2 separate regions of the Homo sapiens genome follow, and region 2 is linked to region 1. The links are chromatin loops, found by intact Hi-C in ENCODE. Cell type or tissue: chondrocyte. All regions are shown on one strand. Each heading gives the region's core, and the rest is flanking DNA. Links, peaks and the distances in the headings are about the cores only.

What was found. Peaks named below come from ENCODE experiments on the same cell type or tissue, not always from the same donor. Only the 100,000 strongest peaks of a DNase experiment are listed, where the experiment ranks them.
Region 2: it touches region 1 in a loop (9-fold over the local background); 4 of 110 quality-filtered maps call a loop at or near these places.

The regions. Positions count from the first base shown.
Region 1 is chr5:6,579,865-6,585,636 of GRCh38, forward strand. LINC01018 (long intergenic non-protein coding RNA 1018) reads left to right here and starts at 2,272. Exons shown (of 5, transcript NR_024423.2): 1 at 2,272-2,402; 2 at 2,556-2,737; 3 at 3,739-3,937. RefSeq lists silencers at 3,354-3,403, 3,451-3,612. In chondrocyte, for the core only: CTCF peaks have their summits at 3,293 (motif pointing left) and 3,496; a DNase peak (open chromatin) is centred at 3,607.
Region 2 is chr5:4,876,528-4,882,299 of GRCh38, forward strand. No RefSeq gene overlaps it. Among named protein-coding and RNA genes, the nearest start is that of LINC02114, 110 kb to the left of the region's middle. RefSeq lists an enhancer at 3,231-3,300. In chondrocyte, for the core only: a CTCF peak has its summit at 3,373 (motif pointing right); no DNase peak of the experiment used is centred there.

The DNA of each region.
Region 1 (5,772 bases), core at 1,861-4,360:
AGCCTCCGCTGCTGTGCACGGGCAGTCTCAGTTCCCAGCCAGAGTTTGAGGACGGGTTTCCTCACTACAAGCCACTCCTTCATCAGAGGCTGACGTGGAGAAGATCCACTCCAATTCCAGTGCAAAAGCCACCACACTTTCATTCTGACCACACAAATGTTCTCCCATAGGAGTTAACTTTACTCTTTTTAAGTGCCCTATTTATTTTTAACAAGTAATACACAGATGTGGAACAAAATTTAAAGGTATACAATGTGTTTCCCTCTAATTGCCATCCATGAGGCACTCAGTCTCCTCTCGAGAGATGAGCCCTGGATCAGGCTCCCTGCATGTCTTTCCAGAGAGATCCATGTAAAGTAGACAGACGCCAGAGATTCTGCCCATCCGCGCCTTGCTTTTCTGCATTCACCAAGATATATTAGAAACATGCATCAGCAAATACAGAGCTGCCTGACGCTTTCAGCAAGTGTGCGATGCCATTCCCTTTTGTGGATACATGGTAATTTATTCAATCAGTTCCCTATTAGCAGGTGGTTTCCCATCTTTCACTCTTGCGATGCTGTGTGATTAACTTTGCACATCTGCCTCGAACACTTACCAAAAGATATGTTGGATAAATTCCTGGAAGTACAATTCCTAAGTCAAAAGGTATGAGTGTTTTTAATTTGATAATTATTACCAGCCAGTAGGTTTAATCAATGCATACCCTCATCTGCAATATATGAAGGTACCTGGTCAATACAGCTATGGGAGAAAGCTCATGGTTCAACTTTGCACCCTCTAATGAAATGGGGCATATATCAACATGTTTATTGGCCATTAGTGTATATATATATATATAGATAGATAGATATTTTTACCTCTTTCTCTGTTGATCTTTTTCTGTTTGATTTGGAGGCACTCTTTGTTTATTAAAGAATAAATTAGTCCCTTGATTTGGGATGCCTTTCCTTTTGTTTGTTTGTTTGGTGTTTTTTTTTTTTTTTTGTCATGACTATTTTATGGGTCTTTTTTCATTCAGAAGATTTTTGTGTGGTTGATTTTATTGTTTTTTTAATGTATCTGGGTTTGGGTTCAAAATTTTAAAAGCCTTCCTCACTCCAAGACTGCAAGTCTGCTGACTTGAAATCCCCACACTTCCCCCTCTCACACACACAATGTATAAAATTTAACTCTATTGCAGTTAAACTGCTAAATACTGTCAGCCAAAATTAAGGCTATTGAGGCAGAAATAATTTGAGAAAGGTTTACTGGAAGCCAAATGTGAGGATTGTTCCAGGGTCAGAATAGTTCTATGAGAAAGTTTAGGAGCAGGGAGGGGAGGGCACTCCTTACATTGGAGTTGTCCTTTCCATTGGAGGGTACCAGGGTGTCCCAAAGAGGTTACAATCATTAGCTTCAGATTACAACACAAACACATGCTAAAGCATTCTATCTGCAAGACAACTGGCAAAACTTCATGATTCAGAGACAAATCAGGGCCTGGTGCACTGGTTCATGCTTGTAATCCCAGAGTTTTTCGAGGCTGAGGTGGGGGATCCCTTGAGGCCAGAAGTTTGAGGTTACAGTGAGCTATGATGGTGCCACTGCATTCCAACCTGGGCCACAGCTCAAAGCCCCATTTCCAAAAAATAAATAAGTAAAACAGAAATAAATCAGTGTCTTTTTTCACATTGATCTGTATGTTGACAGTTGGAGAAGGGTACGAGAAGATCTGAGGGATTCACGAGAAGACCCTTTACTCAGGGGACAGGATGCAAACCATGCATCATGAAACCTTCCCCAAGCAGGTAACTCGGAAGGCTGCCAAGTGGGACCTGTAGGCTCTCAGCACCTAGCCGTGGAATGACAGATCCAAGCTGGAAGGGATACGGACAATCCATAGGTCCCACCCGCCTCTTTCAGCAGTGAGAGAATTGAGACACCGTCGGGTGTCTCCTGAGGTCACCCAGCTAACTGGCCCCAAGAAGCACAGGCCCCAGGAAGCCCACCCTTTGTCTCCCCCAGATTCTGACCAACCCCCACATCATCTCCTTGCCTGGTTTCTCTGGGGAACCAGGAAAAGAGCTGAAGAGTAGCTTCTGCTTTATAATGTTCACATTCCATTTCTAGTTGAAATTCAGTTGATTTTTAAATAATGCATCGCCTTAGATTGTGGGTTTTGGCAGGAATTTCAAGATACAGATAAAATTCCAGAGAGTAAAAAAGAGAAACACGTTTACTGCCAATTCCTTTTGAGGGGAATAGAAAAACATATTTTTGAATAAGCTCATCCTGGGTTCAGCTTCCCCTGTGAGAAGGACACATATAACAATAAGAAATTAAGGGTTCGGGAAGGAGAGGGGCCACCCTGTGCTCACCCCCACACAGCCCTGCAGGAAAACCCAGTGAACGGTGCCCAGGTGCCTGGCTGACTCCTGGGCCGGGAGGGGACATGGAGGGACAGTGGCCATCAGGCTCTTTGTGGACACTGGGGATTAACTACTGCTCGTTCTCAGCTCACTGGTGTCCAGCCCATCAATAACCTCATCAATAACCTAACTTTGGTCAATTAGGTTGGAGTCCGAAGGTGACTGATTTGCGGCAAGGTTTTCTCTCTTCCTCTGTAAAGTGGAGTCCTTCATCATTCATCGCAAGTAGACAACTCGCTTCCTAATGCCTCTGCATTAAGGAGCCAGGCGCTGCAGCTCTTTGGTACGTGACCTCAAATAGATTCATGCGTCCTTCTGCTGACACGGTGAGTACCTCCTGGAGTCCAGGACTCAGAGCATGGACACACCCTAACTCCAGCTAGGGGAGGGCGAAGCCACCTGCACCTGGGAGGCTGGCGCTGCCTAAGCGGGTCAGGCAAGTCCTCGCCTTGGAGGGGAGAGTCCTTAGTGATTTTCCCTGGCTCTGCTCCCACCGACGAGACGGACTCAGGAGGGGCGAACGGTATGTGGGGCGGGGACGCTTTGTTCAGATGGCGTCATCAACCCCAGGTCCGTCTGGTCTTTTTTATTCACTGCATATTAAGGTGCGTGCGGCCTGTGGCTGGTCCCTGTCCTGCACACCTGTATGGCCTGGACTAGGCCTGAGCGCCTCAAGGGCCGAGCTGGGTCCTCCCCACCCGCCGGATTCCCCAGCGCCCAGGCTGTCTCCAAAGAATCCCCCCGAGAGCAGGTCCCCGCTTCTCGGGCGTCGGGGCTCGCCGCAGTCACGCTGCACACCCTCCCGGCCTAGGGCGGCGCCGGCCCGGGACTCGCGTGTCTCCCCGCGGCGCCGCGCAGGACCCGGGCCTCGGAGCCCGGCAGCATCCCCTGCTGGCCGCTGGGCTGAGGAGCCGCGGGAGGCGGGGAACGCGGGGCCGCGGGGGCTGGGCGGGCCGGAGTGCGCGGTAGAGGGGGCGGCGCGGCCGGGGTGCGCGGTAGAGGGGGCGGAGCGGCCGGGGTGCGCGGTAAAGATGGGGCGGCGCGGCCGGGGCTCGCCAGCACCAGCCCTGGAACCCCATGGGGGACCTCGACAACAGCGCCTTTGCGGCGTGGGCCCCTTTCTGCAGCTCCTCCACCCGCGCGCTGTCGGCTCCGGGACACTGGGGCTTTGAAGGGCGCCAGTTCCCAGCCGCACCTGCACGCCTAGGAGGGCGCAGGCCGCGTGTCCCTGTGGGAGGAAGGCCCCGGCAACCTGCAAAGACCTCACGTCACAGAAACTTGCGGCGTTTGCCCCCGATGCGCGCGTCAGGTGCTCCGTCCCTTCCAGGTGGCAGAGGAGAGGGAAGGGTCGCGCCTGGTGGGGGCCTGAGAGCCACCGGGCTGCGGTGCGCGAGTGTGGACACCGCCCCGCCTTCTGCGTCTACAGCCCTGGGTTCTGGGACCTTTGGAAACCGCTTTGGACGAAGCTGAGCATCTCTTTCCCCACGCTGACCTCCCCCATAGACTCCGGATGGGAGTAAATGAGGGTAAGGGTGCCGTCACCGCAGGAGGTGGATTTTCTATGCTCCACAAGGCAAAAAATCTGTTAATTTTCTGCAGTTTATGTTATTTTTTCTAAGTTTGTAGTTTCCTCTTCCAAACGTAGAATTTATATTCATAGAACTAGAATTTATATTCTTAATGCAGAATTTATACTCATAATGCTAAATACATATGCTTTTAAACTCTACCCCCTAATAAAAGCACGAGGCAGTCTCTCCCCTGAGGAATTCGACCCCGCCGCACAGCCCCCACTCCGAGGTCACATCGCAGCTGAAAATTTCAGCAGGGAGTGAGGGACTTGTCTTTCCATGATATCATTGGATGTTACCTAACACATATACATATACATCACATATGTCATATGTGATATAGTATGCCCATGATACATGACATATTGATTTGAGAATTAGTTTGACTACCCAGGGAGCCACTCCAGGGCAAGGCCTGTATTTAAGGATGTGGCCAGTATCCAGACTGTGTGTGCTGCAGGGGAGGGCTGTGGTAGACTAGAGGGAAGGACCGAGGGAGGGAAGAAGGGGAAAAGGAAGAGGCAGGGAGTTTTTCCACGAAGCTGTTTCCCTGCAGTTCCCCTTGGTTGGTGAGCCCTGGGGGGCCATGGCCGGTTCCCCGGAACATGCTCGGTCGGCTTCTTCTCTCCAGGCCCAGTCCTCTCTGTGTTCTCCCTGGAAGGGGAAGATGAGAAGATGAGCTGGGGCTTTAATTTTTTCCTAATTATCAAATCTTTAGTCCAAACCACTCTGCCCAGCCTTGGTGATGGGAAGGCCAAGGGTATGGCAACAGTGAGTGTCTCTGTTTCCAGGTTGCAGTGAGGACCTGGAAGGTCAAGAGACAAGGTAGCCCAGCACCTGGCCCTCATGGTATGCAATTTCTGCTTCGGGATGATGAAAAAAAAAAAAATCCCGGGCTCAGTTCCTTCTTGAGGTGCTGGGCTCATAGCTAACCTTGTCTTTTCCCCTCACTGCCGTCACCCAGCCTCCTGTGAACAAAGCATCACAACAGTCAGCATCACAAACCCCCATCAGCCCCGTGCAGTTGCAGTTGTGCTGGACCAGAGCCCATCAGCCTGGCCTTCGGGCTCTCCTCCACAGCGCCCCACCCAGCTGCTCAGGATGGCCATGACCATCTTCCATCTGACGCTGTGTGCTCCCTGCACCTGGCCCCAGGATGCGTGCAATGGGCTAAACTGTGTCCCTCTTGAAATGCATGTGCTGAAGTCCTAATCCTAAGTACCTCAGAATGGGAGCTTATGTGGAGGGAGGGTCTTTACCAAGTTAAATCGAGTTATCAGGGTGAGGCATCAGCCCATATGACTGGTGTCCCTACAGAAAAAGGGAAATGTGGCGACAGACACACACACACACACAAGGAGAACACAGTGTGACCATGAACATGGTCATGGACAAGCCAAGGAGAGAGGCCTGGAACCTGTCCTCCCCACACAGCCCTCAGAGATGACCAGCCCTGCCCACACCTTGACTTTGGACTTCCCACCTCCGGAACAGAGAAACAATCCATCTCGGTTGTTCAAGCCTCTAATTTGTGCTGCTTTGTGATGGCAGCCCCAGGAAACTGAAACAATTCGCTAGCAGGCAATGAAAAGGGCAGGCCCCCCAGCCCAGGCCAGCTTCAAAGTGAGTCATCTTCCCCTCTCCTTTCCTGAGAGGCAGCCACCTTCGCCTGCTGCCCCAGCACACACCAGACACCGTGCCCAAACACTGGCCAGTCCCCAAAGGGCATGAGAGAAAAGTCATCCATCCCTGAAATTCACAGGGAAGGCAACCACGTGGCACCCACTTCT
Region 2 (5,772 bases), core at 1,907-4,406, 1.7 Mb before region 1:
CCCGAGGGCAGCAGGAGACACTTCACAGTCACCCGAGTTCAGCCCAGAAGCACCTCTGCAGAGGAAAAGAGCTGCCTTCCCTTCAGAAGGGAAAATGTGATGCCGATAAAGGTAACAAGCCTGTCCCAGTCACAGAGGATCATCAGATCATCATACTGACAGCTAAGATTAAGTGAGAGGCAGTGCAGTGTGTCCCTAAGGCCGCGGGTGGAAGTCAGGCCACCAGCTCTGTCGTTAGTCATCTGAGTGACCTGGGACAAGTGACTGAAGCTCCCTGTGGCTCAGCCTCCCTGTCAGGAGGACCTCATGAACTTGTGGAGGGGACAGACGACAGTCGTGAGTTAGGCTGGCACAGAGGCAGCTTCTTACCAAAGTCGGCCTTGGCATTAACGACAAGGTGCCAGCACCCCCGCCGCATCACTGTCCAGCACTCCAGGGCTCTGTGGAACAGGAATTAATAATGACTCTACTGGGATTCAAACCCACATCAGTCTCTGAATCCAGCACCCAGGCACTTCTCTGCAATGAACGGTCACTCAGTGGGAGGATCGTGACAGAGAGGCCAGTGGCATGCTGCAATTCCAGTGGCCAGCAAAGCCCCCAGCTTAGCTCACACCCCTGGGCATCCTTCCCACCACCACAGTGCAGGAGACACTCACGGGCCCAAGATCACAACTTTGAATTTTCAAATGGCATGAAATGAGGCTTGCCATGCAGCGTTTAAGGAAACTGGGAAGGATATGAAAGGCATTTACATAATGATTTCCTTACATAATAAAAATGCTTAAACTTCACCGCCTTGAAAGAAAAATAAACTTCAGTTATGTGCCAAGTTAGTGTACATGGGACATCTCAGTTTTCTATTATGGGATGCATACGTTATACACTTAGAGGTATCTATATTCCCATGCTGGACCACACATGCAACAATTCAAGATGTATTTGTGCATAGTGTCCATTTGTAACTTGTGCTTTTTAAAAATTGTTTTACTTGCCATAAAAAGTAACTTTGACAATTTGTAATTTTGTTTAGGACTTGAATGGGAAAACTGTAGGCCTTTAGCAACTGCCGTTGCCTGGGAGCCAGTCATTTTTATAAATATTGGTTCCCGTCTCCCCTTAGTCGAAGTTTGCTGTGTTTGCTGTTTGTATTAACTGACTGAAATTTTTGTTCTTTTTTTTCTTGCTCTGTTTTAGAATATCTGTGCATGTGCAGGTTCCAGGGTGCCCTGCTGTGAGGAGCTGGCGGAGACTGATGCCTGAGGCCAGTCTCCCGGCAACTGCCCACAGCCTTGACCTGTTTACCTAAGATCAGCGGTTCACATTCAGGGATGGGTACTTTTTTTTTTTTCAATTTTTAACTTCACACTTGTAAATATTTGCTGGCTCTTTTTCTTTTTTAATAACAAAGGTTCTATTTGAAAAAGAAGCTTTGAAATTATTGTCTTACTTTAGAAGAAATGGCCAGAAACCCTCCCCCACCCTGCCTTGCTGCAATTATTGATGCTATTAATATGCCCAGGAAACGCTTCTTTCAGGTTGTTATAGCATCACGATGAAGAATTCTTGGCTAAAGAGGTTTCTGTCCTCCATGGGGGATCAGAACCGGCGACCCACAAAGCCTTTGGCTTCATTCCTGGTACCTTGTTCTATGCAATGAAACGTCCACCCAACCTTTCTCAGCCCGGGGCTTCCCCGAGCTCCTTCTCACAAAGACCTGATAACAGGAGGACTGTAGACCTTCATTTGCTTTCACCCTCAAAAGCATGCACACAGCCAACTGGGCGAGCAGATGAAAAGGTTAATCCCCCTCCTGGTCTCCACTCCACTCAGTAGAGAATGACCTGCTGTGATTTTCCTTTCCCCCATCTCCTACTTCTCCCTGGGGAAGTGCCAGGGTCCCCACCCCTGGAACTTGGCTGGCCATGAGGAGTCCTGTTTTCGTTTTAACCATCAGCTCTCAATTGATTCCAAACCAAAGGCGATGGGTTGCCTGTGAAACATAAACTAGGTGCTGCACCACGCACGTTTTGACCGACTGAAAATTTGAATTGCTAGAAAAGTGATTTATCCCATCTCAAGTTTCAATATGATTATTAAGTGAACTTCTTTTTTCCTTTTCTGGCAAGGGTTGAAAGAAAGGGTCAAGAATCAGCCCTGTTTATTTAGACAGTGGCATATTTCTTGATGGGCTAGGGATGACAACTGGCAGGTAGAGGTGGCCCCATGCAAACAGCAGGTGGAAGTGGGGGTGCTCAGCCTCTGTACTCTGAAGGGAAGTGGTCCGGTTGGCCCTGGGCGTGATGGGGCCCTAAGGAGTCACAGTTTGTCACATCCCAGGTGTGTCTCCGCCTAAGCCACCCTCGCAGCAGTCTCAGGCAAGGTCCTTGGGAGACCAGGCGGGGAGAGAGGGCCTCTGGCCAAGCTCCTTGCAGTCAGGGGAAGCTTGAGTCTCCAGGCCTCCCAGGACCCAGTCACTGACAGGGAACCAGCCCCCGCAGCTGGAAGCTGCCCCACCTCTAAAATCAGGTGGGGCTGCTGGAGCCAGGGCCACAGCTGCACTTCTGCTATTACAGAAGAGGTTGGTGCAACTGAGGTGGCCTGCTCTTGGCTTTGGGTGGTGACCGGGCTGGGAGGTTGGGCTTCTCCCTGAGATGGTCACTGCGTCAGGTATGAGGATGCCACACAGTCCTGCGCTCAATGGACACGTAACCTTGCACGAGGCCGACACATCGACAGATTGTCGCCTGGGCTGAGGAGTGGGCTGCAGCTGGGGCCCTCCTGAGGGTGACAGGGCCGGCTGGGAGGGTGAGCTCCCTGGGGAGCAAACACTGCATCGGGAGGATGGACTGTACCAGCCTGGCCTCCTAGAATGCAGAGCTCAAGCAGGTGGGCTGGGTCCAGGTTATGGACAGCACCTGCTAATAGGAGTCCTTCAAATTAACCTAAAGAACCAATATAAAGCCCTGGCCCAGAGCAAACAAAACATGGATGCTAACACTTTCTAATAGAGGATAACAGCAGAGAGGAAAGTCGACTGTGCACCGACAATCCCCAGCAGCAGCCACACAGCAATGCACTACACTGAGGCTCATTTCCAAGCCCCCTGCTCCTCTGACGTAGGCCCATGAGGTCCTAGGAAGAATTTATTCATCCTAGAAGGATGAATTAAATCTGTCTGACACTGGCCTGATTTTAGTACTGAAGGTCCTGCACCCCAGGAAGTCCCCAACTCGGTCCCAGGTAGACCAGGACAGTTGTTCACCCTAACTTGGAGGCTAGCTTTCAGACACCCAACACCCAATGCAGAGGGACAGGAAATTGGCCTCTCAGCCAAGCTGTTCCAGACCCGACCAGAAGAGGGCAGCCAAGGACCATGGCTGTGAAATAGACGTGGGGTTGCCAGGAATCTCCACAAACACAGGCCCTGGTCCACTTCCCAGGTCGAGGCCTCTTTTATGGACAGGGCTGGGGAGTGTAGACTTCGAGGGGATAGAACTCTAACATAGGTCCAATGAACCCACGGTCCCGGTGTTTGTGAAATGTCCTCGAAGTCCGGTCTCCCGTTCTGATATGCTTCAGTGTAAATTCTTCCTTAGCATTATTTGTTTTTATCAGATGTAAAGAATGAAGACGTCTTGTCATTTAACAAAAATGACAGCTGTGGTTTTGGAAGAAAAAAAAATTACGCCTTTTCATCAAGTATTTGGAGAATCACGGGACCCTTTAGAAGTCTCGTTGGTACTTTTTGTGCTGACACTGGCGGGGTGTGCAGCTGCCCCGACCATCAGCCCATCCCCGTCTGCGGGTGGAGATGGCTCATGGACAGGAGGCAACAACCCCGACGGGAGCAGCAGCTCCCGCAGGAGCCCACAGGGACATCCTCCTCTTCTTATCTGAGGCCTGCAAGTGCCAGTGCAGGAGCACCTCCTTGGGGCAGAGGGAGTGAGAGACAGGAAGGGGAAGGACTCAGCCCAGCACATGGGGGACCGTGGCAGGTGCACCAGGGGTGCCCCCGCAAGGGGCCGGCTGAGGTCAGAGGGGCTGCGACTCATGTAGCACCCACCTGCGGGGCTGACTCCAGAAACCAGGACCTGTGCCCAGGAAGCAGACCACCCTCCAGGCCATGCCCTTCCGGCATCAGTGAGGTGTGCAAACTGCTTGGCAACTGGGGTGCAAGGCCGGGCGCTCTCGAGGCCAATACATCAGCTGGTTTTATTCGTTAACACAGTGGTGCCTGGCATGGGGGAGGGCACTTAATAAACCTTTGTTGGATGAAGGGTTACGATCACCGACTAGCGCTGCTTTCTAGAACAATTTTCCTGGGAGTGCCCGGCCCTTGCTTTGCACCCTAAGTACTTTATATTGTCTTATGCTCTGCTAGGTTCCCAGGGCTGCCTGAAAACTTAAAATGAAATTGATAGCTCCAAGCAACAGAAAGGCTGGAGTGCTGGAGGGCAGAATTCTGAAATCAATGTGTCCATGGGGCCGTGCTCCCTCTGAAGGCTCCGGAGGAGACAATTGCCTTGCCTCTCCCGGCTTCTGATCCCTGTACGCATTCGGCAACTGGCTGCATCCCTCCATTCCCTTCTGACCTGGCCTTCTCCTCTTTTTTCCTGTGTCTCTCTGTGTCCAGATCTGTCTCTTATGAGGATATTCTCATTGGATTTAGGCCCACCCTCATCCAGTATAATCTCATCTCAATTCTTACCTTAATTCCATCTGCAAAGACCATATTTCTAAGTCAGGCAATGCTCCGAGGTTCCCAGTGTACAAGAATTGTTGGAGTACACCATTCACCCACTACACACACAGAGACAGCAGCCTCTGTGGCTGCCGACAGCACAGGCAGGCCCTATGTTAAACGCTTTCTTTGTGTTTTCACATTTTATTCTCAGAGTCACTCTATGAAGTAGGTTTTATTAGGATCACTCCCATTTTACAGGTAGAGACACTGAGGCAAGTTATGTCCCCTGTCCAAGGTCGGAAAGCTAAAAGGTGACAGAGCCAGGGATGGCCTCCAAATAGACATGAGCCAGCTGAGCCCTGCAGCCCCAGACATACCTGCCCCGTGTTGCCCCTCCAGATGGACTCGGCACTCAACTCTGCCAGAAAATGCCCCGGGACATGTTTAATAGATGATTAGAACTAGTTGAAGTTTTATTTTTTGTGACTACTTTGAAAATGCAGGACTATCCAGAACACTAATAGAGGATGAACAAAACCAGCTGTTGATATGTGGACATCCGTCCCTCTCTAAAATACTTGGCCTGCCACACACCAGAGGGAGTTCTCACTGATCTTAGATTCCTCAGTATGCCAAAGATGAGATCTTCCTAAACTTTTTGCTATAATTTGAAGGAGCATGACAAGTGAGGGCAAAACAAATTATACAAAAATTCTGAGCTTCGCACACTTCCTATGTAGAATGTTAGCCATGCAAGTAGCCTGACAAGGGTAGCCACGCTAACCACCAGCCCTTCCCTGGCACTTACAAGGGTAGCCACACTAACCACCAGCCCTTCCCTGGCACTTACTGGGGTACTAATGCGCTGGTAAAGTTAGGAGAGTCTGGAATGGCATAGCCATAGATATTGCCCAATCTGCTCCCATGAACAATGTCCCCTGGCCAAGCCGCCCTGTTGCTTGGAATCAAGGAATCGGGTGCAATGTCAGCTGATCCCTGAGCAGTGGCCTTCCACAACCCCCAGCCCCTGAAATGATGCAAACAGGCAAATTGCATCTTCCTTCTGGAACCAGGGTCATCCCACC